3 separate regions of the Homo sapiens genome follow, and all the other regions are linked to region 3. Evidence: read pairs that join two places in POLR2A ChIA-PET (ENCODE). Cell type or tissue: IMR-90. All regions are shown on one strand. Each heading gives the region's core, and the rest is flanking DNA. Links, peaks and the distances in the headings are about the cores only.

Region 1 (11,207 bases), core at 35-5,034, 530 kb before region 3:
TACAAAAAATAGCCAGGCATGGTGGCTCGTGCCTGTAGTGCCCCTGTAGTCCCAGTTGCCCAGGAGGCTGAGGTGGGAAGGTCACTTAAGGTCGAGGCTGCAGTGAGCCAAGATTGTGCCACTGCACTCCAGCTTGAGTGACAGAGTGAGACCCTATCTCTAAAATAAAAATATTTTCATGGAGTTATCCTGATTAGCAGCCAATTTTTAAATAAAGATTACACAGGGAAAAGCAAGAATATATAAAATTTAGTGCTAATAGGTAATATAGTAAGGTACCTTTACTACATTATGTTTACTTTATGTTCTTTAGAATTTGCCTAGTTTGCACTGGCCATGCCATTCAGAACCAGACTTTTAGCGCACCCACCAGAAGTTGTCAACATCTGACTCAAAATGTTATGTTATATTTTAAGTAATTTAGAATCCAGGTAGCTTTGTTTATGTTGTGGGATTTGTGATACGTAGAAATGAAGGGACTTGTTACTTGAGGTAAAAAAAGCAAATAGTACTGCATCATGTTTTTTCTCACAATGTAATTGTTTTACATGAATGGACATCAGAAAAAAAGCACTTCACTTCATGTGGACCTACTTTCAGGACATAGAAAAATACCTAATACTGACTTCATTTGTAAACTAAATTTTTTTTTTTTTTTTTTTTTGAGATGGTGTCTTGCTCTGTCACCCAGGCTGGAGTGCAGTTGTGCAATCTCGGCTCACTGCAACCTGTGCCTCCCAAGTTCAAGTGATTCTCATGCCTCAACCTCCCGAGTAGCTGGGATTACAGGTGTGTGCCACCATGCCCGGCTTTTTTATATTTTTAGTAGAGATGGGGTTTCACCATGTTGGCCACAGTGGTCACGAACTCCTTACCTCCAGTGATCCACCCACCTCAGCCTCCCAAAGTGCTGGGATTACAGGCATGAGCCACTGCACCCAGCTTTGTAAACTAAATTTCTGGTGAAATAATAGAGCCACTTTAAGAAAACATTTCAGAAACTGTTAGCAAGTACTTATTTATACACAAATCTACTGATTAAAAAATATTTTTTTAATGAATAACCAAGTCTGTAGGCCATTGATGGCAATGCCACCAGTCAATTAAAAAGAAAAAAAAGAGATAGGGTCTCACTGTGTTGCCCAGGCTGGCCTTGAACTCCTGGCCTCAGGCAGTCCTCCTGCCTTGGCCTCCCAGGTGCTGGGATTACAGGTGTGAGCCACTGTACTTGGCCAATTTTTAAATTGTGTATTCTGACTCACTGTATACAATGTTTTAATCTGCTCTTCTGTCTGAATTTTAATTAAATACTCAGGCATTCAAAAAATATAGGAAATAATATAATGAATATTCATGAACAACAAAAACATTTTAGATAAAATTGAAATCCTTTGTGTAATTCTCCCAAATCTTATTGCTCTCTTTCCCCTAAGAAAGCACTACCACCCTGAATTTGATGTTTACTATTTCTCTTTATATTTTTAAAATTTATAAACATACACGGAGATTCATAAACAACGTATAGCATTGTTGTACACTTTTTTTTTTTTTTTTTTTTTTTAGAAACAGGGTCTCACTCTGTTGCCCAGGCTGGAGTGCAGTGGCACAATCATAGCTCACTGTAGCCTTGAACTCCTGGGCTCAAGCAATCCTCCTGCCTCAGCCTCTCGAGTAGCTAGAACTACAGGCACGCACCACCATACCTGGCTAATTTTTTTAAAAAAATTTCATAGAGATGAGGTCTTGCTATGTTGCCCAGGATGGTCTTGATCTTGGCCTCAAGTTGTCCTCCCACCTCAACCTCCCAAAACGCCAGGATTACAGGTGTGAGCTACAGTGCCCAACTGGTTTTTTGTTGTTGTTGTTGTTTGTTTGTTTAAGATGGGGTCTCACTCTGTCACCCAGGCTGGGATGCAGTGGCATGATCATAGCTCATTGCAGCCCCAGACTCTAGGCTCAAGCAGTCTTCCCACCTCAGTCTCTCAGTAGCAGGAACTGCAGGGAGGAACTACTGTGCCTGTTTTTTTTTTTGTTTTATTTTTTTGAGATAGGATCTCATTATGATTGCCCAGGATAGTCTCAAACCCTTTGCCTCAATCAATCCTTCCACTTCATCCTCCCAAGTAGCTGGGATTATAGGTGCGCACCACTGCACCTCAGCTTGTTTTGCACTTTTTTTAAACTGCATATACTTATGTATCATTCTGCAACATGCTTTTTACTTAAATCATTTTTGGCATTTGTTCAAGTCAATGAATACAGTTCTAGTTAGCTTATTTTAGATGCTGTGTAGTGTTCCGTTATATTTATACTCCACAATTTATCCAGTCTCTGGATGATGAGCCTCTATTCACTCTTGCAAATAATGCTTCACTGAATATTCTTGTAAACGTTTTCTTATAACTTTGTTTTTTGTTTGTTTGTTTTGAGACAGAGTCTCACTCTGTTGCCCAGGCTGGAGTGCAGTGGCATGATCTCAGCTCACTGCAACCCTCTGCTTCCTGGGTTCAAGCGATTCTCCTGCCTCAGCCTCCCAAGTAGCTGGGACTACAGGCACGCACTACTACGCCCGGCTAATTTCTTTGTATTTTTAGTAGAGATGGGGTTTCGCCTTGTTGGCCAGGCTGTTCTTAAACTCCTGACCTCAAGTGATCTGCCCGCCTCAGCCTCCCAAAGTGCTGGGATTACAGGCATGAGCTGCTGCACCTGGCTCTTATAAATTTGTGTAAGAGTTTATCTAGGGTATATGCATACTTAAGAGTCAAATTGCTGAGTCATCCGATATGTATCTCTTCAGTACTATGAGATCTTGCCAAATTGTTTTACAAAATGGTTGTATCAATTTTTACTTCCCTATTGGTGTTCCTGTTTTATTATATTTTTATCCATTTGGAATTATCAGACTTTTTTTTCGTTTCTTTTTTTTTTTTTTTTTTTTTGGAGACAGAGCTTTGCTCTTGTTGCCCAGGCTGGAGTGCAGTGGTGCGATCTCGGCTCACCACAACCTCCATCTCCCGGGTTCAAGCGATTCTCCTGCCTCAGCCTCCCAAGTAGCTGGGATTACAGGCAGGTGCCACCATGCCCGGCTAATTTTGTATTTTAGTAGAGACGGGGTTTTTCCATGATGGTCAGGCTGGTCTCGAACTCCTGACCTCAGGTGATCCATCTGCCTCGGCCTCCCAAAGCGCTGGGATTACAGGCATGAGCCACCACGCCTGGCCTTGAGTTATCAGACTTTTGTTCATCTAATGAGTAAAATGGGATTTCATTGTAGTTTTATGTTATTTTCCCTGAGTAAGGGATAAAGTGTGTTTTCGTGTTTGTAGCTATTTGGGTCTATTCCTCTCTGAATTACTTGTTCATATATGTGTTCATCTGTCTTTTGGGTTAATTGTCTTTTTCTTATTAAGTTTTAGAAGATCTTTAAGTAATACAAATCCTTTATAGGTTAAGTTGCACTGATTTTCAATTCCATAGGAAAGTTCAACCGTCTGAACTTGTAGGGAGTGTGTGGACCAAAGAAGATAAAGAAATAAATTCTCCAAATTTATTAAAAATGATTCGCCATACCACAAATCTCACCCTCTGGTTTGAAAAGTAAGTTTTAATTTACTCTTACTACCTCCTAATAGCCATAATATTAAGTCATATTTAAGCTAAAATTCTGGCTACTCATAATTATCTTGTTTTCTAAGTGAGGTGAAGAAACTTTTCTAAGCCATGAATTTTTGTTGTTGTTAGATGCATTGTGGAAGCAGAAAATTTTGAAGAACGGGTGGCAGTACTAAGTAGAATTATAGAAATTCTGCAAGTTTTTCAAGATTTGAATAATTTCAATGGCGTATTGGAGATAGTCAGTGCAGTAAATTCAGTGTCAGTATACAGACTAGACCATACCTTTGAGGTAAGTTTTAGGCTTAACTTTTTCATTTTTCTCGGGGATGATGAAATTAGCATAAAAGAAATTTCATCTATCATCTGTCTTTTTAATTAAATTCTTTGTAAATTCATCCTTGCTTCATAAATATGATATAAATATATTAGAAAATATGTTGATATATTAGTTAATATATGAATATGATATATAATATGTGAATCCTAGGCTTATATTAGAAAATATATCAATATTCAATAAACAATATGAGACTTGCACTGCCGTGTAATGTACTTAACCTAAATGTAATGAAGTTCCAAGTGGATTTATTCAATAACACATTGATTGATAGTCTCAAATGACAAAGGATTTTAAATATAAAAATACAAGTAATGTCTTAATTACCTTTAGGTAGTCAACAATAGTATAACACGGGAAGAACTATTTCAAAAACTTAAATTTGGCCAGGCGTGGTGGCTCACGCCTGTAATCCCAGCACTTTAGGAGGCTGAGGCGGGTCGATCACCTGAGCTCAGGAGTTCGAAACCAACCTGGACAACGCGGCGAAACCCCATCTCTACTAAAAATACAAAAATTAGCTGGGCATGGTGGCGCACGCCTGTTATCCCAGCTACTTCGGAGGCTGAGACAGGAGAATTGCTTGAACTCAGGAGGCAGCATTTGCAGTGAGCTGAGATCACACCACTGCACTCCAGGCTGGGCGACACAGTGAGACTCAGTCTCAAAAAATTAAAAAATATATATATTTTTTAAATTATAAAATATGTGTTTAACATGTACTATTGAAAATTCAGGAGATATAGAAAATAGGAAGATATTTTGCATATATATTTTAATAACAAAATTGAGATTACATTGTGCATAGATTTTTATGGCCCTTTTCTCATAAACAGTTTTCTATTTTTTTATTAGCTTATCTTCAAAAACAAGATTTTAATGGCATCAAGGTTTTCTATCATGGATAAATCATAATTTATTCCAACAGTAGATTGTGGGACAATTAAGTTATTTCTGATTTTTTTCTGTGATAATTTATCATGGAATATTCATATGTAGAAGTCTTTTTAAGAGCTTGATTATTTCCCTAGAAATAATCTAGGGGTGGAAATCCTGGGTCTGAGTATTTATATACTTTAAGACTTTAAATACTTTTGCCAAGGTGTTTCGTAGCAGGATACGATAAATGCCCCTTGGTATTATGTATTATATTAAAAGCTTTTGGCCAGGTGTGGGGGCTCTCACCTGTAATCCCAACACTTTGGGAGGCAGAGACAGGAGGATCACTTGAGCCCAGGAGTTTGAGACCAGCCTGGGCAACATAGGGAGACCACATCTCTACAAAAAAAAAAAAAAAATAGCCAGGCATGGTGTTGCATGCCTCTGGCGGGGGCAGAAATCGCACTGCATTTTTAAATTGTATGTTAAAAAATAACTAGTGAGGCTGGGCTCAGTGGCTCACCTGTAATCCTAGCACTTTGGGAGGCCGAGGCGGGTGGATCACCTGAGGTCAGGAGTTCGATACCAGCCTGGCTAACATGATGAAACCCCATCTCTACTAAAAGTACAAAAATTAGTCAGGCATGGTGGTATGTGCTGGTTTGCAATCCCAGCTACTCAGGAGGCTGAGGCAGGGGTATCGCTTGAACCTGCCTGGTGGAGGTTGCAGTGAGCCAAGATTGCCCCACTGCACTCTAGCCTGGGCAACAGAGTGAAACTTGTTCTCAAAATAAATAATAACTAGTGAGGTTGAATATGTATTTATTGGGTACTTTATGATTTATGTATTCATTGCCTCTCTCATTTTTGGGGGAGGGTGTTTTCATTTTGTTGATTTTTTTTTTTTTTTTTTCCTAAAGAGTCAAGCTTGCTCTGTCACCCAGGCTGGAGTGCCAGTGGCATGATCATAGCCCACTGCAGTCTCGAACTCCTGGGCTCAAGGGATCGTCCTGTCCCAGCCTCTTGAGTAGCTGCGATTACAGGCATTAGTCAGCATGTCCAGCTGCATTTTATTCATTTATATGGATTTTTCATATATTAAAGATATTAAAACTTAGACTGTACATATATTCTCATTTCTGTTTGTCTTTTATCTGCTTTTTAATTTAAAAAATGTATAATGCTTTGACATAAGGACGTTTTATCATTTTTATTTAGTTGCACATATCAGTCTCTTCACTTATGGTTTCTTCCTTTGCTTTTGTACCTGGAAAGACTTTTTTTAAGTAAAGGATAACAAGTTAGAAACTCAGCCATATAAATACTGCTTTTGGGAATGTGCGTTTTTACAATCTTTCTGGAAAGCAGTCTAACAATATATGTTAAAATTAAAAATGTGCATACTCTTAGGACCCAGAATTGCAAAGAAATAAACACACCAGAGTATAAAGTTATATGTACAAAGATATAGTTACTGCAGCATTAGTTGTAGTAGCAGAAAACAGGAAACAACCTGAATGTCTATCAGTAAGAGAATGATTAAATACATCCTCTTATACCTCTATTGTAGAATATTGTTCAGCTATACAACAAAGTGAATGGGATCTATGTGTATTGTTGTGGAAGAACATTTGTGATATTTCAGCAGGGGAAAAGCTTCAGAATGACTATAATATTATTCCATTTTAGTATCACAAAGCAGAGCAAACCCCAAACCTCTAAGTGGAACTGGATAAGTATTGAGAATAATGTGGGAGGTTACATACTCCTCTTTTAACATTATTTATTTATTTTTTTTAGTGGGTTGTTATTAGAGGGGAATAGAGGAAAAACTGCTTTATACATATATTTTTCTGTTTGGGTGTTTGCATTTTATTGATTTGTATGAACTTTATATGTTAAAGATATTAATACTTAGTCAAATATTATGAAATAGGCCGGGGGCAGTGGCTCATGCCTGTAATCCCAACACTTTGGGAGGCTGAGGTGGGTGGATCACATGAGGCCAGGAGTTTGAGACCAGCCTGGCCAACATGATGAAACCCCGTCTTTACTAAAAATATAAAAATTACCCAGGCATGCTGGCGGGCGCCTGTAATCCCAGCTACTTGGGAGGCTGAGGCAGGAGAATCACTTGAACCCGGGAGGCAGAGGTTCCAGTGAGCCGAGATCGCACCACTGCACTCCAGCCTGTGCGACAGAGCAAGATTCCATCTCAAAAAAAAAAAAAAAGAAATATTAATGTATTTAATAAATGTGTCATAAATTGAATGCCTATATCTGTAGGCCTTTTGTTGGTCTCTCTGTTCTGTTCCTTTGATCTATTTGATCACTCTTGTGCCAGTGCCACTAGTCTAAACTATCATAACTTTATAGTAGTCCTTGATAGAGAAGAGTAGGGCAAATCCTCGCCAATCTTACTCTTTTTCAGGAGGAACGTATTCTTGGTTCTTTGTTCTCCTATATACATTTTAGAATCAATTTAAGCTCCATTTTTTTAAATTGGCATTTTGATAGGAGTTGCATTGGCTCTCTAAATCCAATTACAGATTAGTGAAGAACTGACATTTTTATAGTAACAAGTCTTTTCAACTGTGAACATCGTTTATCTCTTTATTTACTCAGTTAATAAAGTTTTGTGGGGTTTTTTTTGTTTTGACAGAGATCGCATACCTCTTTTGCTAGATGTATATTAGAATTATTTTGTTTTCAGTGACCCTTAGAGACAGGGTCATGCTCTGTCACCCAGGCTGGAGTACAGTGGCATGATCATAGCTTACTGCAGCCTCCTATTCCCAGGCTCAAACAGTCTTCCTACCTTAGTCTCCTGAGTAGTGGGGACTATAGGCACGTGCCACCCTGCTCAGCTAATTTTTTAAATTTTATGTGGAGATTGGGCGTTGCTATGTTGCGCAGACTGGTTTCGAACTCCTGGCCTCAAACTATTCTCCCACCCCAACATCTCAAAGTGCTGGGATTACAGGTGTGAGCCACTGCACTTGACCAGAATTTTTTTTTTTTTTTTTTTTTTTTTTTTTTGAGACAGAGTCTCGCTCTGTCACCCAGGCTGGAGTGCAGTGGCACAATCTCGGCTCACGGCAAGCTCCACCTCCCAGGTTCATGGCATTCTCCTGCCTCAGCCTCCCGAGTAGCTGGGACTACAGGCACCCGCCACCACGCCCGGCTAATTTTTTGCATTTTTAGTAGAGACGGGGTTTCACCGTGTTAGCCAGGATGGTCTTGATCCCCTGACCTCATGATCCGCCCGCCTCAGCCTCCCAAAGTGCTGGGATTACAGGCGTGAGCCACTGCACCTGGCCTCAGAATTTTTTTTAAATCCTGATTTCTTTATTGATGATATCTAGAAATGCAGTTGATTTTTGTCTATTGGTTTTATATATAGCAGCATTGCTGATTCTCTCATTAACATTCTATATGTAGATTTATTGGAGTTTCCTCATGGGCAGTCATATCCTCTGTGTGAATAGTGACATTTTTTTTTCTTTCCAATCTCTAGCTCTTTATTTCTTATACTTGTCCATGCTAGCTAGGACTTCTGTATAGTATTGAATAAAAGCTACAATGTTATACCCTTGGCTTTTTCCTTGATTTAAAGGAAATTGACTGAATGGTTCTCCATCAAGCATAGTGTTCGCTCTGGGGTTTACGTGTGTGTGTATATTCTTTCTGAAGTAAAAATTAATTTTCAATAAGAAGATCTAGTAATGAAGTATAAAAGAAATGCTAGTTTACTTCATTCACTAAATTTTTGTTCAAGTCTTCTTGTCTTCTGATAGTTGTCTTCTCCTTAACAAAACCCCAACCTTTAGCCCCAAAAGATCTTTCAGTGGAAAAATATTTGAATGTTCAGGGGTTATAATTTTCATCTTCTACAGCTATGACTTGAAACCCTGGCTAGTCAAAATAACGCACAAGGCATGACGTAGAATTTTTTGTATTGCTTGATCTTCTAATTTATATGAGTAAATTATGGGTTTTATATTTATAGATAAAGAGAGGAGAAATCACTTCAGGTAAGTGTACAAAGGAATACCACTCATCTTTTAATGTAAAAAAATTGTTTTCCAGATAATTTGCAAAATTTTATAAAATTTAAAGGTTTGCATTTATAAAATATGATTGAATTGTAAAAAATTTATACTCAATTTATGTATACTTTAAGGCACTGCAGGAAAGGAAAAGGAAAATTTTGGACGAAGCTGTGGAATTAAGTCAAGATCACTTTAAAAAATACCTAGTAAAACTTAAGTCAATCAATCCACCTTGTGTGCCTTTTTTTGGTAAGTTACTAAATATGGATATATTTTGAGGGTGAGCGTGTGATAGCCAAAAGAGAGCAGTCTTCAGAGGCATGTTATCTTTATTTTATATCTGAGCTCATCTACTTTTATTAGCTCTCTGTATTAATAAATAATAAAACTCTCTATTTTCTATAAAATGAAGACTATAATATCTCATAGGGTTGTTATAAATAAGGATTAAAAATATTTTGTCTGTACTACCTAATAAGTCTAGCACATAGGACGCACTCATGAAATGGTAACTGTTATTTTTATCATAACTATCTATGTCACATCTACAGTGTTTGCTTTCTCTTTAATTTATTAAAAGCTTCTATGTGATTTTTAAATTTAGAATTAAAATATTGTTGTGTATGATTGAAATTGAATGATTTAAATCAAGTTTTGTCAACTTCAACAATTTTGGTATTTTGGGCCAAATAATTCTTTGTTGTGATGGGCTGTCGTGTGCGTAATAGGATCTGTAGCAGCATCCTGGCCTCTATTCATTACACTCCAATAGCACCCTGGAGTTGTGGTAACCAAAAATGTCTCTAGACATTCCTAAATATCCCCTGGGGGACTAAATTGTCCCCAGCTGAGAACCACCAATTTAAATGAATCAGCAATTACGCATGAAAAAGGGACTAAAAACTTTTTTATTGTTCATGAATGAGAAGTAATTATTTTTCTATCTAAATTACAGTCTCTGAAAAAACAGAATTAGTTTATAAGCCTATAGACTTATTAACCAAAATTGGCTTAAAATTAATTTATTAATAATCACCTAAGATACTTGGCATTAAATATTTATAATCAAATATTAAAATATTTGGTCAGAATAGATTTAACACAATTTGCACTTGGTGAAATTAGAGTTTAGAAAAGCTTAATTTGCCATTTCTTAGATTAGCAGCCTTTATTTTTGTACAAGCCAGTAGCTTTTATTTTCTTTTTATTTTAAATTCTTTCTCTTTAAAAAATGCTTAATGGAGAGTTAATGATTGTTTATCAGAGACTTAACATTTTAGTAGTAGAGTTGCTGAATAGTATAGGATGTCTTTCAACTTTACTAGATCAGTTGTTTTCCCAAATAATTGATTAAATAACAAAATTTAAAATAACTTTTCTTTAAATTCTTTTTTTTTTTTTACTAGGAATATATTTAACAAATATTCTGAAGACCGAAGAAGGGAATAATGATTTTTTAAAAAAGAAAGGGAAAGATTTAATCAATTTCAGTAAGAGGAGGAAAGTAGCTGAAATTACTGGAGAAATTCAGCAGTATCAGAATCAGCCTTACTGTTTACGGATAGAACCAGATATGAGGGTAAATATTTTCTTTGCATATCTTTAGAAGAGAACGTGTTAATGGGTACCAAAAAAAAAAAATAGAATGAATAAGACATACTATTGGATCGCACAACAGGGTGACTACAGTCCATAATAATTTAATTGCAGATTTAAAAGTAACTGTAAGAGGCCAGGCACTGTGGCTCACGCCTGTAATCCCAGCACTTTGGGAGGCCAAGGCGGGCGGATCGCTTGAGATCAGGAGTTGGAGACCAGCCTGGGCAGCATGGCGAAACCCCGTCTCTACTAAAAATATAAAAAAAAATTAGCTGGGCATGGTGCTGGGTGCCTGCAGTCCCAGCTACTCAGGAGTCTGAGGTGGGAGAATCACTTGAGCCTAGGAGGGGTAGGTTGCAGTGAGCCGAGATAGCGCCACTGCACTCCAGCCTGGGTGACACAGTAAGACTTCTGTCTCAAAATAATAATAGTAGTAATAACTATAAGTATCGGCTGGGCATGGTGGCTCACGCCTGTAATCACAGCACTTTGGGAGGCTGAGGCGGGAGGACCACTTGAGGTCAAGAATTTGAGACCAGCCTGACCAACATGGTGAAACCCTGTCTCTACTAAAAATACAAAAAATTAGCCGGGCATGGTGGCGGGTGCCTGTAATCCCAGCTACTTGGGAGACTGAAGCAGGAGAATCATTTGAACCCAGGAGGTGGAGGCTGCAGTGAGCCGAGATCATGCCACTGCCTTCCAGCCTGGGTGACAGAGGGAGA
Region 2 (11,207 bases), core at 3,257-8,256, 110 kb after region 3:
AATGAGAAGGCACGCGTGCATAACATAAATCAGAGGTGTGTCACAGAGCAAAGTGTCAAGGCCAGGAAGCAAGTACGATGGGTGGAATTACTGTCTTTGGTTTTAGTAAACTCTGGCTTTGGGAGAGGGATACATGGAGGGAGAAGATGGAGCAGAGAAGAAACAATTGTCTCTTAGGGTTAAGACTATCCAGGTATAGCTATGATGGTTCATCACCATAACTGCAAATTTGTACATACGAGCAGTGTTCATATTTGCAGTTTTTTTTTTTTTTTTTGAGACAGAGTTGCTCTCACCCAGGCTGGAGTGCAGTTCAGTGGTGTGATCTTGGCTCACTGCAACCTCCGCCTCCCGGGTTCAAGCGATTCTCCTGCCTCAGCCTCTTGAGTATCTGGGAATACAGGCACATGCCACCGCACCTGGCTAATTTTTGTATTTTTAGTAGAAACAGTGTTTGGCCATGTTGCCCAGGCTGGTCTTGAACTCCTGTCCTAAAGCGATCCGCCCATCTCAGCCTCTCAGAGTGCTGGGATTACAGGCGTGAGCTACCACACCCCTCACAGTGTTTCTATTTGAATTTAGTAAAATTGATTGAAGAATTTGAATGAGAGGAGCTATTTTGCCCCATAGCAAAACTGATTGACCTTGGCTCACTGCAACCTCCACCTCCTAGGTTCAAGTGATTCTCCTGCCTCAGCCTCCTGAGTAGCTGGGATTGCAGGTGTGTGCCACCACGCCTGGCTAATTTTTTCTATTTTTTAGTAGAGACGGGTTTCACCATGTTGACCAGGCTGGTGTCGAACTCCTGACCTCAGGTGATCGGCCTGCCTTGGCCTCCCAAAGTGCTGGGATTACAGGCGTGAGCTACCGTGCCCAGTTATTTTTATTTCTTTATCTCTAAAATAAATGAATCTCAGGCAGAAATGTGGATTGAAAAGAAAGAAATGTAAGTTCCACCTTCTCAGGAAGGTTTCTCAGAAACCTCCTAGCTATATAGATACACAGTTAACAAAGAATGCTGACCACTTGGGATAGCAAGAAGTCTTTGAATCTGAGAGGAAAAACTTCACATTTAGAAAGCATTTCTGATTAATAAGACAAAGACATCTCTTTTCTCTGTATCTTCAGGTACTACTAGACAATTATACAACATAACTAGTCTTGTTGAAAAACTACATTAGAAAAATTGAAATTTGTATTAAAATAATTTTAGATTCACATGCAAGAAATAAGATAGATCCCAGTGTGCACTTTGTCTGGTTTCTGTCAAAGGTATCATTTTGCAAAACAATAACACAACTAGGATATTGACATTGACACAATCTAGCTGGTTTCATTCAGATTTTCCCATCTTTGCTTTTACTTGTTTCTGTCTGTATGTGTATTTAGTTCCAAGCATTCTTTCACTACTTTAACCAGTTTAAAGTGTGTGATTTTGTGGTCTTAGTATATTCACAATGTTGTGCAATGATCACTACTATCTCATTCTGTTCCCATACAATTTTAGCACGTGTGTAGGTTTGTGTATCCACCAGAGGTCAAGAAACCGAACATGTCTGTCATCACAAGGATTCCTTGTGGTGTTGCCCTTTATACATTTACCGTCTTCCTTCCCCTTTCTATTCCTAACTCGGGCCACTGTTGATCATTACAGCATTTTTGTTGTTGTTTTTTAATTCTTAGCACGTGAAATCTGAATGACTACTCTATCAAGAAAAATCATGTAAGCTCTGGCTTTGTGATTCTTAGCCACATACCCATCTGAGAACGCTAAGCACTGGGTCTGGGGAGGGCATTTTAATTGGAGCATTTGTTTTTCATTGGGTCTAGTTATTCAGATGTCTTTGCCTTCATTGTTTTCTGTCTCCTGCTAAGTACCACGGAGGCTGCAAATCACCCTTCTAGGCTGTATGAAATGGTGTAGGGTAAACGCACCTGATAGCAATAATTTAATCACACCCTTAGCATAACCTTGTATGGCAGATGCACCTGAATGTGTGCTCCTGAGCTAGGGAATCTGGGAGTGGCCAATTTGGAGATTCCTTCCGTTTCTATGATTAACATCTGAGTACCCCCGACCCCCACCTCTGTCCTGTCCCGTGGAACACAGGCCATAAAGGGGATTGAGGCCCTGAGGTTTGGGTTAAAGGAAGGTTGCCAGGTGGAGGTTGTTAGGGGGAGGGTGTTAAGTGAAAATGCTATAGAAACTGCATGCTGTTTGCAGGTGGTTGCATATGCCCGGTTCCAACTATTAGAAAGTTCAGCCGCAGACTTCCTTCTACCTGTGGCGTTCTCCCCCGACTCCTCTGGCCGCCCTCCCAAAGGATCCCTGTGGTGCCAGGCAGGAATGTCCTGCTTGGGGACCCAGTGAACTCCCAGGGCATTTCCCGCTGCTTCCTGTACCCCTGTATTTCTCTCGACTGTCTAAATGGACTCAGCCCCAGGTAAGGTTGGAAACTTCTCTCGCAAACTAGACCTTCATTCTCCCCAGTGGAAGTGTGTGTTTCGGAAAGGAGGGTCTTCCTTTCCCACTTCCACAGTTTGTGCACTCACAGTATTTGGGGTGTCTCCCAGGTCCTGCAGGAGCAGTCCCCTTATTTCAGAGGGTCTGTGGGTCCTCTTGGGATTCCTGGTTTGTTCTTGCAGTTGTTCTGGAGCTAAAATTCACAATGCAAGCGTCTGCATGCTGCTCCGTCCATTTGAGTTGGAGCTGCAATCTAGTCCTGCCTTCTATCTGCCATGATGATTGCCGGAATCGTGAGCCAATTGTTAAACACAGCCTTCATTAAAAAGTAAATTATAGAAACTTCTAGTCAAATAAATTATATTTAGAACAAAAGGTCATAAATACTTAAAACTCATCACTTTCTAATTATTCTATTACATTTTTCTGTTATCCATATTCATAAGGCTTATATGAACCTTATTATTTGTGTGCCCACTGAAATTCATGTTGAAATTGAATTCCCCATGTGTAATGGGTCTTCGAGAGCTAATTAGGTCATGAGGATGGAGACCTTATGAATGACATTAGTGCCTTTATAAGAAGAAGCTAGAGTGCTAGCTAGCTCTCTTTCCAGCACGTAAGGATACAAGGAGAACTTGGCAGTCTGCAACCTGGAAGAGGCCCTCACCAGAACCCGACCCTGCTGTCACCCTGATCTCGGATTTCCAGCCTCTGGAACTGTGAGAAATAAATTTCTGCTGTTTATAATCCTCCCAGTCTATGATGCTTTGTTGTAGCAGCCTGAACTGCCCAAGGTTATTTACTGTATTGTCGACTCTGTATGGTGGAATTACTATATAATGGTGTGCTATTGTACATCTCTTCTCAACTCCAGAGGTCAGTGACTTCGCATTGACAGCTTAAAATCAGCCTTGGTAGGAGGGCTTATATTACAGAAATCAGCAAATGTTACAAATCACGCCTTCTCCCTCAACACCCCGTTCACTGAGTCAGACACACTACTCTTAAATAGCTCCTCCTCGCAATAGGGTCCCTCGCTATCTCTCCAGTGTCATTTCATTCTAGTCTCTTCTGCATTGAAATGTATATTCCTGTGGACTGGATGAATGACTTGGCATATCCTTGGTGTGGGTGTTATTTCATGCCCCGTGTCTTCATTTCAAAGGTCCTTCTTTTCCTTGTCTACTTAAATGATTTGTTTTCAAAATCTACCTTAGAGGCCATCTCTGCTGAAGTCTTGCCTCCTTTTTCCAGAATAAACCTTTTTCTCTTTTCAACCAGCTCCGAATTATGTACTTTTTTTTTTTTCCTTTTGAGACAGAGTTTCGCTCTTGTTGCCCAGGCTGGAATACAATGGCGCAATCTTAGCTCACTGCAACCTCCACCTACCAGGTTCAAGCAATTATCCTGTCTCAGCCTCCGGAGTAGCTGGGATTACAGACATGTGCTACCATGCCTGGCTAATTTTGTGTTTTTAGTAGAGACAGGGTTTCTCCTTGTTGGTCAGGCTGGTCTCAAACTCCCGACCTCAGGTGATCTGCCTGCCTTGGCCTCCCAAAGTGCTGGGATTACAGGTGTGAGCCACTGCGCCTGGCTGTGTACTTACTTTTATTTTTGTACCTTCCCCACATTGAGCTGTGATAATTGTGTTTGCAAACTTTTTCCTGCTACATATGGTTGTTGTCTATGAAGATGCATCTTTGTATTCTCAGTGTCTGAATCAGTGCCTGGTGTATATAGCAGGCATACCTTCTTAGAGATGTCTGGAAAGAGTCTAATAAGTAAATAAGCTAACATAGGGACTGTTATGGGCTGAACTCTGCTCCCCTCAAATTCATATGTTGAAGTCCTAACCCTCAGTACCTCAGAATGTGACTGTATTTGGAGAAAGGGCATTTAAAGCAGTAGTTAAAATAACATGAGGTCATATGCATGGGCCCTAATCCAATATAACTGGTATCCTTATAAGAAGAGATTGGGACACAGACACATACAGAGGGAAGACTGTGTGAAGAAGACAGCCATCTACAAGCCAAGGCATATGAGGCTTCAGAAGAAGTCAATCCTGCAGACAACTTGATCTAAACTGCTAGCCTCCAAAATCATGGGAAAATAAATTTCTGTTGGTTTAGGCTGGGCGTGGTGGCTTAGGTCTGTAATCCCAGCACCTTGGGAGGCCGAGGTGGGTGGATCACCTGAGGTCAGGAGTTCGAGACCAGCCTGGCCAATGTGGTGAAACCCTGTCTCTACTTAAAAAAAAAAAAAATACAAAATTTACCCAGATGTGGTGGTGAGTACCTGTAATCCCAGCTATTCAGGAAGCTGAGGCAGGAGAATCGCTTGAGCCCGGGAAGCAGAGGTTGCAGTGAGCCAAGATTGCACCATTGCACTCCAGCCTGGGTGACAGAGCGAAACTCCGTCTCAAAACAAAACAAAACAGTACCCAAAAAACTGTTGGTTAAGCTACCCAGTCTCTGGTACTTCGTGATGGCAGCCCTAGCAAACGAATACAGAGACCATATATAGAGAAGAGGTGTACGAGAGTGGCAATAGCGCATGGTGCGCAGCCTGCGGAGTCTGGTAAACCTTGGCCAAACCCTAGGTATGCCACTTGCAAGTGTATAACCATGGTAAGCTTACTTAAATTCTCTAAACTCATGTTTATTATAAGTAAAATGAGGATAAAAACATCTCAGGATAATCTAGGCTATTTTATTTATTTAACACCATTTACTATATGCCATGCTCTGCTCTAAGCATTTTATAAATATTAAGTGAGAATTAAACAGGAATTATGTAATGTGTTTAGCACAGTGTCTAGAACATAGTAACTGTACAACAAGCATCTGTCATTATCCATATGAGCTCTATATGAAATACTTTTGGGAAAAATTCACAAATATTTCTCTAGAAAATTAAGACTGTTGTTTAGCAACCACCATGGTCTCTAATAGTTAAAGCACAGTATGTTAACCATGGATAATTCTGTCAGTATTTTTCTAGAAATAATTTTTCTATTAAATATGTAATTTAAAAAGGCTTGCTGAATTTTGAAGTGCCAACTTTATAACGTCTCAGATCATTTCAATGTGAATGCATATTTAAAATACTAATATAAATCAATGGAACTATAATTGGATTTGGAAAAATGTCTACATATGTACTTTAGCACTTCATAAAGGAAGGCTCTTCCGCGCCACACAATGACATGCGTTCTTAACTCGTTAACAAAAAATTGTGTGCAGTTCCATATATAGACACTAGGTGACACTCTAGTAAGGCAAACTCAGGCTTCCCTACTGAAAATAAGTCTGGGTTCTGCTGGTAAAGTTTGGTCACTGAGCTGATTCTCTCATTTAGTAGTAAGATGTTCAACCTGCTAAGCGTGAGAAATGGAGAAGAAATTATTTATTCAGATACTCTAAAACAGACATTACAAGTAGCAATCTTGGAACCCCTATGAATACGGGACTTAATGGGGCACCATATTTTGTAGGGTAGACCTAGAACATAAGAAATTATCAAGAACTTTGGTGGAAGTGGGTAGCACTCAATTCTGTTTCGAACATTTTAAGCTCAGTACTTATCGATAAGTCTTTAAAGTAATTTTTCTCATTTCCACTTTGTGCTTCCACATTCTACTGATGCTCTTTGGATAGAGTGGGTACAGAAACAGTGGGAGAGAGAACACGTAGGAATGCAGTCAGGGAAATTTTCTTTTCACCCACACACACTTCAGCATAATTTAGCGTTGTGTATTGCAAATTGCTGCGTAGGTTTAGGAGACCTGGGTCCTGATCAGCTCGCCTATGGAGTTGTGGTGTGTCTTAGGGACCTCAAGTCCTTAGGCAGATGAGAGAGGTGTTTATTTCTACTTTCCTTCTCTTTCCCACTGATCCATCGCCCATGGCTACTCTTCCCTCTCATTCTCTGCTACTTCTTACATGTGCCTCAGCCTTTGTCTTCTGCTGTCAAAAGGAATAAACTGTTTGATTTTTACTAATGGTCATGGAAAAATTGTTATGTAGTCTAAAGATGTGAAAGGAGAATAAGGAAACCATACTAAGGTAATCAAACTAGTTCTTAGTTTTTTTTTTTAGCAATGTTGCTGTGGTAGGATTTCATTCAGGGTGAGAAAGACTTTGCGGGATCCTTGAATTTTGATATTCAAAATGAATTTGCAGGCCAGTCATGGTAGCTCATGGCTGTAATCCCAGCACTTTGGGAGGCTGTGGTAGGTGGGTCACTTGAGCTAAGGAGTTTGAGACCATCCTGGGAAACACGACAAAACTTTGTCCTTACAGAAAATAAAAAAAAAATTTAGTTGGGTGCAGTGGTGCATGCCTGTAGTCCCAGCAACTCAGAAGGCTGAGGTGGGAGGACGACTTGAGCCCAGGAGGTTGAGGCAGCAGTGACCTGTCGTGGTGCCGTTGCATTCCAGCCTGGGCAACAGAGTGAAACCCTGTCTCAAAAAACAAAAACCAAAACAAATAAACCAGAAAAACATTTGCCTTGCTGGCAGGAGGACATATTCTATTCTGTCTTCTCATCCTTTCTTCACATCTTATGTAGTCCACTGAGGATGTGGAGTCTATTTTTACCTTCATTGTTATTTAATCATCCATCCAACCGTCCGTCCATGCATCCCTCCCTCCCTCCCCCTCTCTCTGGCTTCTTTCTCTTAGCTGGCAAACATGCCTCAGTGTACTTTATACAACCACTGTGCCAGGTGAGATCTTATTGAATCAAAGATGAGTCTTCTGATTTTTTCTTTTTAACTTTATACTCTAACTTCTAAGTATTACAAAGAAATTTCATTTCCTCATCAATTTAACCACCAAAAGACATAGGACACTCATTTTTCCAGAACCAAAAGAAAAAAAGAAAAATATATAGATGTGCATATATTATAAAGAAGAGTTTCAGATTATGTAAACAGCACTGAAACCCATTGGCCAAATTCCTACTCCTTTCTGGCTTGGGAGGCTTGAAGTGGCCATGTATGCCTTGCCCTGCCGGCCATCTCCCCCAGTCCTGAGCTAGATTTGAGTCTGGGGAGAGTTTCCATGCTCTCCAAGTAGAAATGTAACTTGGAAGACAGGAGTTGGATTACAGCAAATAGGATAGCTTCATAGCTTTCCTGGTCATCACTTCTGAACTGCCTCTACCCCCACCCCCACCCCCACCTAGCTTATGAAGCTTTAATTTCAAGATTCCATGAAGTTTTGCTGTTCTTTAGTTATCAAGAGGAGATGGGACTCAGTAATGTTCAGGTGACAAAAGTGTGACCCAGCTTCATGCCTAACCTATGGGTTTTGGTTATAGTAGGCAACTGTGGCAGTTTTCTCTCCTCTTAGTTTAAGTGGGTCCTTGCAATATTTTGAGCAGTTGAGCCACAGTTTTTTATTTTTATTTATTTATTATTTATTGAGATGGAGTCTTGCTCTGTCCCCCAAGTTGGAGTGAGATCTTGGCTCACTGCAACCTCCACCTCCTGGGCTCAAGTGATTCTCATGCCTTAGCCTCATGAGTAGCTGGCATTACAGGCGTGTGTCACCAACACCCAGCTAATTTTTGTATTTTGGTAGAGATGGGGGCCTCGTCAAGTTGGCCAGGCTGGTCTCGAACTCCTGTCCTCAAGTGATCTGCCTGCCTCAGCCTCCCAAAGTGCTGGGATTACAGGCGTGAGCCACTGCCCCCGGCCAAGCCACAGTTTTTGGTCAAGGCATTGAGTTTGTTAATATGCAAATCTTTAACTTGAGAAAGTTATCTTCATTATCACCTGTTACGAGAGGTTAATTGATCTGAAAAACTTGCTGTCAGAGAACAAGGTCCTGGGAGAAACACAGCTCAGGAGGTAAGTTTTGACAGAGAAGGGGAGAATCTTCTGGGCTTCGGTTCTTGCTTAGGAAGAAGGCAGGCTCAGAAAGGAAACTGGATAAGGACCCTGAGGGCCTAGTACATGAAGTGGGTGCAGTAAATGCTGACAGAGAGATAGATGGGCATCAAAGACAAATCACAGCTGTCCCACAGTTCCGCTTGGCTCCACCCCAGGGATGCTTGGCCACGGTTTGGCTGGGCAAATGCACTGTCTGCAGCACAGGCCTCTGGATTCCCTTGCTTGTCCATGTTCCCCATAAACCTCATATCTCTTTTGGTCCCTGCCTTGAATTCCAGCAATAACAGTTTATTTGTGCTTTTGAACGGTTTGTGTACACTGCCTCATAATTTAGATGCTGTGACAGAGCTGAGGCAGGGACTCAGCTGTGCAAGGCAGCCATGGGGACTCCAGAGATGCCTTTGAGTGTGAGTGCTTGGGTCACATCAGACTCTGCAGCTTCATCTCAGGCCTTCCGACTTGAGTCATTTCACACGCGATTTCTTCCAATGAGCCCAAACTCCCATTCACCAGGTTATTTTTCTTTTGTGATTCTATCTCTTGCAGTTCTGAGGCTCATTTGGTCCTGGGGCTCTTGGCTGGCCAAGACTTCTCCTGGGAGGGAAGGGAGAGTTTAATTAGAAAAAGATATCTTGCTTATGGTGGTGATTACCATACTTTATCAAGGGGCTCAGTCTTGACCCCATTTTTAGTGCTTTGCTGGAGAAGCCAGTCATCAAATTCCTGTTGCTGATAGAAGCTTCCTTACTGCTGTTCCATGGTTGGAAATGGAAAAGCACCTCTCTCCCCACCTCCATCCCTTTAGCTAAATGAAACAGTTCTGTGAAAAGGCTTTGCACAAGGCTTTAAAACCACTCCACAGTGCTTTAGGTAAGGTCAGAGAGAGTTTTTAGTGAAGATTTTATTAGCCCAAACTTTGAGGCTTTTATTGCCTTTACTGGGAAATAGAATCACATCCTCTCTGGGTGCCTCTACGGTTAAGGCTGTTGAAGTGCATAGAGCCAGGGGCTCAGAATGCCTTCTTCTGATTAAATGTGGTTAGCTGAAGGCCAAACATTTGTAAGAGTTGCAATTTGTATGTTTAAAGAGTAAGCTTGGGTTGCACAGGATAGAGCTTCGGGTCTGGGGATCTGGGAACTGCACATCACAGGTCCTACCTAAATCTTGCTTCTGTGACTTAGAGGTCATGTGCTCTGGCCTTGGCCCTGGCACCCCCCCCCGCTCCCCCCTCCCCCCTTTTTTAAGGCCACTGTTTCAAAGGAAATGGCCTGGCTGCCCATTGGCCCAAACAGAACTCCTCAAAGGGCAGCCTAACTTCCAAAGATACATTCTCCCTGCACCAGAGGCAGGAGAGGGACTGACAGGGCCAAAGATCCCTGGGGGCAGCCCCCATAGGCCAAGGGCCAGTTTCCCTTTGTATCCTCCACAAACTGCATGATCCAGTTGTTAGCAAGCCTTCGTGTTCATAGTGTAATCACATGGCAAGCCCTGTGTTACCTGAACATACAGTCCCTTTTAAAAAGTGAGAAGTGAATGGGGAAGTGCATGCAGGGTACAGTGTGTTCTAACGTTCCTGATGATCTGAAAATCTGGGCATCAAGATAAGACCTTCAATTAAAAAAAAATGCAAACTTTCTGTCATCATGTGCTGTAGTTAGGGTCTGTTTTTTTCAAGGAAAGAATTGGTAGCCGTCAATATAGCCTGTTTCCAGAAGAGGAGGGCTCCCTGACTAAATATCTAAAAATGTTTGTCTTCCTCCCCATTATGGGATCTTTCATTTGGGTAACAGAATTGTTTACTCCAGGGCCCCCTTCACAAAACTCTTAAATCTTGGATAAGTAAAAGATATGCAGCTCTTGTTACTCATGGACACTTTAGCTTGAATTAGTTTGGCTAATAACTTTCTAATGGTAGCTAGCTGAGGGCTTAGGGAGAGAGAAAGTTGCAGGTTAGTGGTGTATGCGCGTGCACTTGTGTCTGTGTGTGTTGGGGGAGTGGTAGTAGGTGGGGAGAGTCTTGAGCACCTGGGTTGGGGGGCAGCATACTCCAATGACAATTTATTGCTCTGTTGAAGTTTTCCTCAGAACACTATTTCTGTGGTATCAACACCCTCCAGAGGGTCACAAGCCATTGTTTTCTCCCTGCCCTTAATGCCAGCCCAATTATTGAGCAATATAGCCAACTAGTTAGACCCAATTACAAGCATTTCACTGTGCCCACTCTCTTCCTTCTTTAAAATGACCATTGCGCTGAATAATTGTATTGTCTTCTCATGGCTTTTTAATCTTTTTTGCTTGTAAATGAATTAATTATTTTTTTGTTTTTGGGAGGAGGGTAGAAAAAAAATCTCCCATCTATGAAAGACTTTAATTTTTTTCTTAATCTCTTCCTTGGGATGGTACCTTAATTCAGGAATCCAGGCTGTAGACAGGCTGTTATTCACTGGCACCCACTAGCATGGCTTGATCAGTTGTTAAAATATTGGTGAACTTTTTCTACTGGTTGGAGTTAGCTGCGGCCCTGAAGCTCCAGGCAGCCCCACCAGCCCCTTCACTGGAAGCTCCCACCTCCCCAGAATTCAGTATTCGAAGGGTTAATGCCTGGCATCACAGAGCTCTCCAGACCTGCTCTAGCTCATTAGCCAGTTGAAAGCTTTTGGGGGATGATATTTTGTGACTCTCCCTTTCCTTGCCAAGCACTATGATTTCAGTGTCATACACATCATTTTCCAAGGGGCTGCAAATCTGGTCTATGGGACAAATCAGCCCCCTTCCTATTTTATAAAAAAATTTTATGTGAACACAGCCATACTCACTCATTTACATAGTGTTATGGCTGCA
Region 3 (9,261 bases), core at 4,262-9,261:
CTGGAGTGCAATGGTGCGATCTCGGCTCACGGCAACCTCCGCCCCTCCCCACCCCGCCCAAGCGATTCTCCTTACAGGTATGCACCACCACCACGCCAGGCTAATTTTGTATTTTTAGTAGAGACGGGGTTTCTCCATGTTGGTCAGGCTGGTCTCGAACTCCGGACCTCAGGTGATCCGCCCTTCTCGGCCTCCCAAAGTGCTGGGATTACAAGCATGAGCCACCGTGCTCGGCCTTGCCTCAGTTCTTTAGGTCGACAAATTAGTCCTCCAGTAATTTAAACGAAGTGTTTCAAAAAGGTATGTACTTGTATGTGCGTTTATTCATATGGAAAAAGAGTACGTGGTGGATTTATATATTACTCATTTATGTGTACGGTTTTCCTGTATATACTTGTATAGCACTTTCACTTTTCGGAATGTTTAACGTCTGCTATCTTATTTTAAATATTTTACTACAGTTTTCATCATATAGACAAAACAGCCCTGCTGCAAAGATGGTCAACGTACCTAAAACCCGAAGAACCTTCTGTAAGAAGTGTGGCAAGCATCAGCCTCACAAAGTGACACAGTATAAGAAGGGCAAGGATTCTTTGTATGCCCAGGGAAGGAGGCGCTATGATCGGAAGCAGAGTGGCTATGGTGGGCAGACAAAGCCAATTTTCCGGAAGAAGGCTAAGACCACAAAGAAGATTGTGCTAAGGCTGGAATGTGTTGAGCCTAACTGCAGATCCAAGAGGATGCTGGCCATTAAGAGATGCAAGCATTTTGAACTGGGAGGAGATAAGAAGAGAAAGGGCCAAGTGATCCAGTTCTAAACTTTGGGATATTTTTCTTCAATTTTGAAGAGAAAATGGTGAAGCCATAGAAAAGTTACCCGAGGGAAAATAAATACAGTGATATTCTTACGCAAACTTTTTGTGGTTTTTACTTATAAATAGAATTCCATGTTTAGTGTAGTCCCACCTCAAACTTTACTAACAAGTTTATATATGTATGAAGGGAAAATACTACTTTACTACTTTTTGTTTTCTGGTCAATTTCAAATGTTGAATGAATTCATAAACATTGAGCAGCTTAGAAGGATCTTTAAGATTTTGCAAGAGAAGGAACAAGATAACGCTAGGCTTGTGTATAGCAGGCTGGGTTGGGCAAAGGATGGAAGTTGGGGGATAGTAAGAGCTGACCAAATATTCTGTCTAGTAGGGGCCGCTAGCCAGGTAATGTGTTTCCTGTTACACTAGTCAGATTTAGTACTCAACAGCCACGTGTGGCTAGTTTATTGGACAACACAGATGTAAAACATTTCCACCGCAGAAAGTTCTTTTGGACAGTACTGTTAGAGACTGTGGCCTTGAATATAAAAGGATAGTTCAAAATTGACTTCACACTAAAGTTCTCAATCTAGTGAAAGTCCAAGATAGCATAAACTGTTTTTTGAACCTCTTAGAACACTCTGGGAGGTACTCAAAAAAAAATTTTTTTTTGAGACAATCTGTCACTGTAACCCGCACTGGAGTGCAGTGGCACATTCATGGCTTACTGTGGCCTCTCAGGCTCTGTAGCTCTGTAGGTCCTGCCTTAGCCTTGGAGTAGTTGGGTACCACCATGCCTGGCGAATTTGCCTGGCTAATTTTATTTCTTTTTTTTTTTTTTTAAAGATGGGGTCTCACTCCTGGGCTCAAGCAATTCTTGAGCCTAGGCTGGTCTCAACTCCTGGGCTCAAGCAATTCTCCCATCTCAGCCTCCCAAAGGGTTGGGATTACAGTGTGCTACTGTGCTTGGCCAGAACTTGACAGTTAGGAAGGTTTAGGAGTTATGACTGAAAACAAGAAGGTTGAAATTCACAATGAAAAAAGTTGAGCCTTGTAATTATGAAAGGCAAGAAAAGTTCAGTATCAAGTGAAAAACTGGGAAAAGGTAGGGGTTATAAGAGGTCAAATTCTGCCTTTTGTATATGAATTTAAGTTGACTAAGATACATGGGAATGACAGTAGTTAGAGGAATGCAAAGGGCTAGGGTGTGTAGGAGTAACAGATGGTTTGCACATAATCCCAATAACTGACTATTATAGCTGCATTTGATTGTAAAAAAAAATGTAAAAATCATGTATACGAGTTTATTTTTAAATACATCACCATCACTTTTTCCTTTTTTTGGAGACGGGTCTCGCTCTGTTGCCCAGGCTGGAGTGCAGTGGCATACTCACAGCTCACTGCAGCTTTGGCCTCCTAGGCTCAAGCTATCCTCTCACCTCAGCCTTCCTAGTAGCTGTAGCTAGGACTACAGGCATGCAGCACTATGCTTGGCTAATTTTTGTATTTTTTATAGAGACGGAGTTTTGCCTTGTTCCTCAGGCTGGTCTCAAATTCCTGGGCTCAAAGGTTATCTACCCATTTCAGCCTAAAGTGTTGGGATTACAGGCATGAGCCACCTCACCTGGCCTACCATCACTTTTTAAAGAATGTTTTAATTCAGCTATTTTGTAATATTTATGGACAATCCCTCACCAACCTACAAGTTTAGAAAATCCTAAAATACTTAGGGAATTCTTGGTTTTAAAGACCAAAAGTAAATTAACTAGAATACAGTAGCCTGGGCTTAAAATCTGATTTGGGTTCATGGTACTTCTCTCGTAGGGTGATTTTTAAAGATTAAATGCTGCTTATAAAACACCTGGAACGGCTGAGTGCAGTGGGTCATGCCTGTAATCCCAGCAGTTTGTGAGGCCGAGGTGGGCGGATCACTTGAGGTCAGGAGTTCAAAATCAGCCTGACCAACATGGTGAAACACTGTCTCTACTATACAAAAATTAGATGGCCAGGCGTGGTGGCTCATTGCCTGTAATCTCAGCACTTTGGAAGGCCGAGGAGGGCGGATCATGAGGTCAGGAGTTTTGAGACCGGCCTGGTCAACATAGTGAAACCCTGTCTCTACTAAAAATACAAAAATTAGCCGGGTGTGGTGACACATGCCTATAATCCCAGCTACTCGGGAGGCTGACGCAGGAGAATCACTTGAATTTGGGAGGCAGAGCGGAGGTTGCAGTGAGCCAAGACCACGCCATTGCACACCAGCCTGGGTGACAGAGCAAGACTCCATCTCAAAAAACAAAAAAAACTGCATCTACTCAGGAGTATCTGAACTTTCAAAAAAGAAAAAAAAAATGCCCCAAATAAACATTTTAGGAAGACAAACGCGGTAAGGTAATTATTTTGTAAGAAATAATCTTACAGAGACCCTGCTAACAAGCCCAAAACAGCAATTACATTAACACTGGAGAGGGCTTTTCTCCAGTAACTTTTATTCTTTCCTTTGTTCACAAAAACGAGGCTGGGATTATTGCAATGTTCTGGTGGAGAGGCTGACTTGAGGTAGGTCGGTGGGAATGAACAGAATGAAAAAGTTAATACTGGTTCTATTTTCCATGAGTCTTTCAAGTTGGTTATTTTTCCATTCCTTATGCCCTAGTTCACGTCATCTTTTTTTGAGACGGTCTCCATCTGTCACCCAGGATTGAGTGCAGTGGCATGATCTTGGCTCACTGTAATCTCCCATGCTCAAGTAATCCTCCCACTTCAGCCTCCAGAGTAGCCAGGACTACAGGCGTACACCACAATGCTCAGTTAAGTTTTGCATTTTTTGTAGAGATAGGATTTTGTCTTCGTGCCCAGGCTGGTCTTGAATTCCTGGGCTTGAGCAATATGCCCGCCTCGACCTCCTGAAGTGCTGGGATTACAGGCATGAGCCACTGCACTGGGCCCAAATCACCATTTAGCTGGTGTATTGCCACTACTTTTAAAATCAAAAACATTAAACATTTTGTCATTTAATATGACAAAATAATAAACATTTTTGTCATATTATGTGACAAAAATAATTTAAAAACCCACCCTAATAATACAAAATGTAATCAGCAAAAAGTAGCAATTTTTGGCCGGGCATGGTGGCTCACTCCTGTAATCCCAGCACTTTGGGAGGCCAAGGTGGGCGTATAATGAAGTCAGGAGTTCGAGACCAGCCTGGCCATCATAGTGAAACCCTGTCTCTACTAAAAATACATAAAAATTAGCCGGGTGTGGTGGCACACACCTATAGTCCCAGCTACTTGGGAGGCTGAGGCAGGAGAATCGCTTGAACCTGGGAGGTGGAGGTTGCAGTGAGCCAAGACCATGCCGTTGCACTCCAGTCTGGGTGACAGAGTAAGACTCTGTCTAAAAAAAAAAAAAAAAAAAGTAGCAATTTTCTGTTCCCTTTCCCATCCCACCCAATCCCAAGGCACGGTGACTCAAGCCTGTAATCCCAGCACTCTGGGATGCCCAGATGGGTAGATCATTTGAGGTCAGGAGTTCAAGACCAGCCTGGCCAACATGGTGAAACACCGTGAAAAATACAAAAAGTTAGCTGAAAAATACAAAAAATACAAAAAATTAGCTGGGTATGGTGGCGTGCGCCTGCAACCCCAGCTACTCAGGAGGCTGAGGTGGAGGTTGCAGTGAGCCGAGATTGCGCCACTACACTCCAGCCTGGGAGACAGAGACTCCATCTTAGAAAAACAAAAACAAAAAAAGAAACCACAACAACTACTATGGGAACATTTTTAAAAATTATAAAAGCTAAAGTCTTTCCTGAAACAATTCCTACTTTTTGCTTGGTAAATGTAAATTCCACATGTAGAATAATGTATCTGAAAAACACAAAAAGTGGTATGCTTAAAAACTTACATATAATTTCATAATAAACAAGTTTTCACTATAATTTAGGACATATTAGTCCTCCAAGAGATATTTTCTGCATACAGAAACTCAGATGTGTTTAACTGGGATCAATATCTGTTTAACATTAAAAGATATCTCCACAACCCATGTTGGAAACTTTAGGGTGAAATAAACACAAGTGTAATAAATTAAAAAAAAGTTAACACCACAGTAAAACTAAAATTGGTTTTAATAAAAGTTTTGGAGTCATCTAAATGAGTAACTATACACATTCCTCCTCTCCAGCAAGTATACAGAAATCTTCCCTTACTCCAATTTGACGCTGCAAAATCATACATGCACCCCAAACTGATCTGTTATTGAAATTTCTTTTTCTGGTCTCACCCATTACTTTAACATATCAGAGGAATTAACATAACAGCCTAGAGAACAGAAATAAGAGATAATAGGTGCTTCAGTACCACCCAAATTATCTACTAAGACCACAGTGTGGGCAACAGAATGCAGATTCATGGTAGTAGTTCCTTGAATGAAAGAGTTCAGACAGAATCTTCCACAAACACAAATTTTTGCGGTATCCAAATCTTGGCAGAGATGGAATGGAATGATATGAGAGCCATATGGAATCCTATTGGAAAGAATGATAAAAATATTTTATAACATGTTACTAGATTCAGGACATGAATTATTAGGACATGGAATTTTAACAATGAAAAGTAAAATTATTAAGCGATTAGTATATTTAAAATATACTAAAAAACAATATATGACATATTGTAAACTTCAGATACCACACCATAAAATATCTTCCAGCACAACCACTTAATAGCATAACTCCCTAAATGGAATGAAAAAGTCACCTGTCCTTTAAATAGGCTCTTCCAGGGATCAATTGTTCAAAAGGGAAACTTAAACTCTCTAAGACAAATTTAAAATACATGTCACTTGGGACATGAGTTTTACTTTAGTGGCTGGGCAAGTAAGGCTAACCTTACCTTGCTTAAGGCATTTCACTCTCACACTTAAAACCCTTCAGTGGTGCCCAAGTCAAACTTTTGATTTTTACTTTTTGAGACAGAGTCTCGCTTTGACACCCAGGCTAGAGTGCAGTGGTGCGCGCTCTCACTGCAATCTCTGCCTCCTGGGTTCAAGCAATTCTTCTGCCTCAGCCTCCCAAGTAGCTGGGATTACAGGCGCCTACCACCACGCCCAGATAATTTTTTTTTGCATTGTATTTTTAGTAGAGACGAGGTTTCACCATGTTGGCCAGGCTGGTCTCGAACTCCTGACGTCATGTGATCTGCCTGCCTCAGCCTCCAAAAGTGCTAGGATTAAAGGTGTGAGCCACCGCACCTGGCCTAAACTTTTTTTTTTTTTTTGAGATGGAGTCTCACTCTGTTGCCCAGACTGGAGTGCAGTGGTGCAATCTCAGCTCATTGCAACCTCCACCTCCAGGGTTCAAGCTATTCTCCTGCCTCAGCCTCCCGAGTAGCTGGGATTACAGGCACACGCCAACATTCCCGGCTAATTTTTTTTTTTTTTTTTGAGATGGAGTCTCGCTCTGTCTCCCAGGCTGGAGCGCAGTGGCACAATCTCGGCTCACTGCAAGCTCCGCCTCCCGGGTTCATGCCATTCTCCTGCCTCAGCCTCCCGAGTAGCTGGGACTATAGGTGCCCGCCACCACGCCTGGCTAATTTTTTGTATTTTTAGTAGAGGCAGGGTTTCACCATGTTAGCCAGGATGGTCTCGATCTCCTGACCTTGTGATCTGTCCGCCTTGGCCTCCCAAAGTGCTGGGATTACAGGCTTGAGCCACCACGCCTGGCCTGGCTAATTTTCGCATTTTTAGTAGAGACGGGGGTTAACCATGTTGGCCAGGCTGGTCTTGAACTCCTGACCTCAAGTGATCCGCCCACCTCGGCCTCCCAAAGTGCTGAGATTACAGGCAAGAGCCACTGCGCTGGGCCTTGAGGTCAAGTTTTTAAATCATCTACAAGACACTAAAACACAGTCTTGAGATTGCCTGCCCACTGCCCAAACCTCCCCGCTAAACACAACCATGCTCCAGCCACTTTGCCTCCCACACGGTGTCTTGTTCTTTGTTGTTTCTCTAGTCTCTAGCTTAGGCTGGCACATAATAGGTGCTCAGATATTTTTCAACAAATAAACAAGCCTAGTCTTACAACTTAAAATGAGAGTTTAAAACCCTGTCAGAAAAGTCTGAAAAGATACACATTTCAAATAAAAAAACAGCGGTTACCTTTGGTACGGGATCTAGGATGGCCCTATTTGCAATTTTTAAATTTTTCATAAAAAGACTTATTAATCTGTTGCTTAAGTAACCATTTTTTAAAAAACTCTGCCAGGGAGTGTCTCCCACATGTTTACATTAATCTCTTTCGGATAGATGGTTCTAGATTGAGGAAACAGACAACAGTTAAAAACTGTATTTTCTATCTGACATAACTTAAATTCCCACATATTTTCCTAATAGATCATAACTGTATGCTTGTAACCAGTAGTTAGAGCCATTTATCAACAGCTAGATAATAGGTTTTGGTGTCACAGCTTTAAATCTATATACTTTTTAAAACAAGGGAGCTTAAAACACGCAACATTATACTTCAACAAAGGTTCAGTCATCTTACAAGAAAGCTATATTAATAGTGGTAAGATTTAAAAAGCAACATAAATGCTATAACGCGAAATCATTCAGCACTAATAAATTACTATTCTGCCAAATTGTGCCTTGCCAATTATATCACATTTTGATCATCTATTTTTTTCCTTCCAACTTTGTACTTTTTCATGTTGGACTTCAGCATGTTTTCACCTGATCATTTAGCCAAACTTGTTATAATCTTTTCAAATCAAAACTATAACATTTCTCATTTGGACATAATTTTCAAATTTGAATAAATACAATGTACAATTTCTTTCTTTTCTTTTTTTTTTTTTTTTGAGACGCAGTCTCACTCTGCAGCCCAGGCTGTAGTGTGGTGCTACAATCTCAGCTCACTACAACCTCAACCTCCCGGGTTCAAGCAATATATCCTGCCTCAGCCTCCCCAGTAGCTGAGACTACAGGTGCCCGCCACGACACCCTGTTAATTTTTGTATTTTTAGTGGAGACAGGGTTTCACCATATTAGCCCTGCTGGTCTCAAACTCCTGGCCTCAAGTGATCCACCCACCTCGACCTCCCAAAGTGCTGGGATTACAGGCGTGAGCCACTGCGCCCAGCCTTACAATTCTTACAATTTCTTTTATGTATGTCTTAGAGAAACAATAGCCTCAGGTGCACCTCACTGCCAAAAGATACTGTTTGGAGTTCCCTCAAATCAGTGGATTTAACCTGAATCATCAGTATCACCTCTGGTGATTTTATTTAATTAACTGATTGACTGATTGAGACGGAGTCTCAATCTGCACTCCCAAGCTGGAGTGCAGTGGTGCCATCTCGGCTCACTGCAACCTCTGCCTCCTGGGTTCAAGTGATTCTCCTGCCTCAGCCTCCTGAGTAGCTGGGATTACAGGTGCGCACCACCATGCCCGGCTAATTTTTGTATTTTTAGTAGAGACGAGGTTTCACCATGTTGGTCAGTGTGGTCTCGAACTCCCGACCTTGTGATCCGCCTGCCTCGATCTCCCAAAGTGCTGGGGTTACAGGCGTGAGCCACCGCACCTGGCCTTCAGATGTTTTAAATGTTTCTCAGGTTATTCTAAATTTGAAGTAACGTCTGAGAACCATTGGTTTAGAGTAAGAGTTCTTACATTGGGGATGGCAAGGAGAGAGGACTGGACTGGGTTTCAGTGGGAGCCAGGTTCCTTTTATGCAAAATTCTGTGTACTCATGTGTACAGTTTTCCAGTTCCTTAACTTTGGTCAGTTTTAAGAGCCCCTCTCCCCTAAAAAAGTTCAGAATTTCTTATTTGAAATATGATCTTTCTACCATTTTATAGGTTCTCAGTAATACTTTGGTCCACATCTTAGCTTCCAGACATGCGTTCAAGAAGCCTGAACAGGCTGGGTGTGGTGGCTCATGTCTGTAATCTCAGCACTTTGGGAGGCTGAGGCAGGTGGATCACAAGGTTAGGAGTTTGAGACCAGCCTGGTCAACATAGTGAAACCCTGTCTCTACTAAAAATACAAAAATTTAGCCGGCCATGGTCATGGGCACCTGTAATCCCAGCTACTTGGGAGGCTGAGGCAGGAGAACTGCTTGAACCTGGGAGGCAGAGGTTGCAGTGAGCTGAGATCACGCCATTCCACTCCAGCCCGGGCAAGAGTGAAAGAGACTGTCTCAAAAAATAAAAAGCAACCTGAACAATGGCTGGGAGTGGTGGCTCATGCCTGTAATCCTAGCACTTTGGGAGGCCAAGCCAGGTGGATTGCTTGAGGCCAGGAGTTCAAAACCAGCCTGGCCAACGTGGTGAAACCCCATCTCTACTAAAAATACAAAAAAATAGCCAGCCGTGGTGGCGGGAGCCTGTAATCCCAGCTACTTGGGAGGCTGAGGCAGGAGAATCACTTGAACCCAGGAGG

The links. ChIA-PET counts read pairs that join two places held together with the same protein. Peaks named below come from ENCODE experiments on the same cell type or tissue, not always from the same donor. Only the 100,000 strongest peaks of a DNase experiment are listed, where the experiment ranks them.
Region 1: POLR2A ChIA-PET joins it to region 3 with 5 read pairs; 3 of 35 experiments call an interaction of 5 or more read pairs at or near these places.
Region 2: POLR2A ChIA-PET joins it to region 3 with 7 read pairs; 3 of 35 experiments call an interaction of 5 or more read pairs at or near these places.

The regions. Positions count from the first base shown.
Region 1 is chr14:50,137,867-50,149,073 of GRCh38, reverse strand. SOS2 (SOS Ras/Rho guanine nucleotide exchange factor 2) reads left to right here. Exons shown (of 23, transcript NM_006939.4): 15 at 3,478-3,597; 16 at 3,742-3,904; 17 at 9,015-9,132; 18 at 10,290-10,462. Among named protein-coding and RNA genes, the nearest start is that of VCPKMT, 27 kb to the right of the region's middle. RefSeq lists an enhancer at 9,436-10,140. In IMR-90, for the core only: no CTCF peak of the experiment used is centred there; no DNase peak of the experiment used is centred there.
Region 2 is chr14:49,492,462-49,503,668 of GRCh38, reverse strand. No RefSeq gene overlaps it. Among named protein-coding and RNA genes, the nearest start is that of RPS29, 88 kb to the left of the region's middle. In IMR-90, for the core only: a CTCF peak has its summit at 5,728 (motif pointing right); a DNase peak (open chromatin) is centred at 5,738; H3K27me3 peaks cover 530 bases.
Region 3 is chr14:49,610,341-49,619,601 of GRCh38, reverse strand. LRR1 (leucine rich repeat protein 1) reads right to left here. Exons shown (of 4, transcript NM_152329.4): 4 at 4,930-5,346. The coding sequence ends at 5,106. RPL36AL (ribosomal protein L36a like) reads left to right here. Exons shown (of 2, transcript NM_001001.5): 2 at 462-1,072. The coding sequence starts at 498. The coding sequence ends at 818. Among named protein-coding and RNA genes, the nearest start is that of RPL36AL, 5.7 kb to the left of the region's middle. In IMR-90, for the core only: no CTCF peak of the experiment used is centred there; no DNase peak of the experiment used is centred there; H3K27ac peaks cover 162 bases.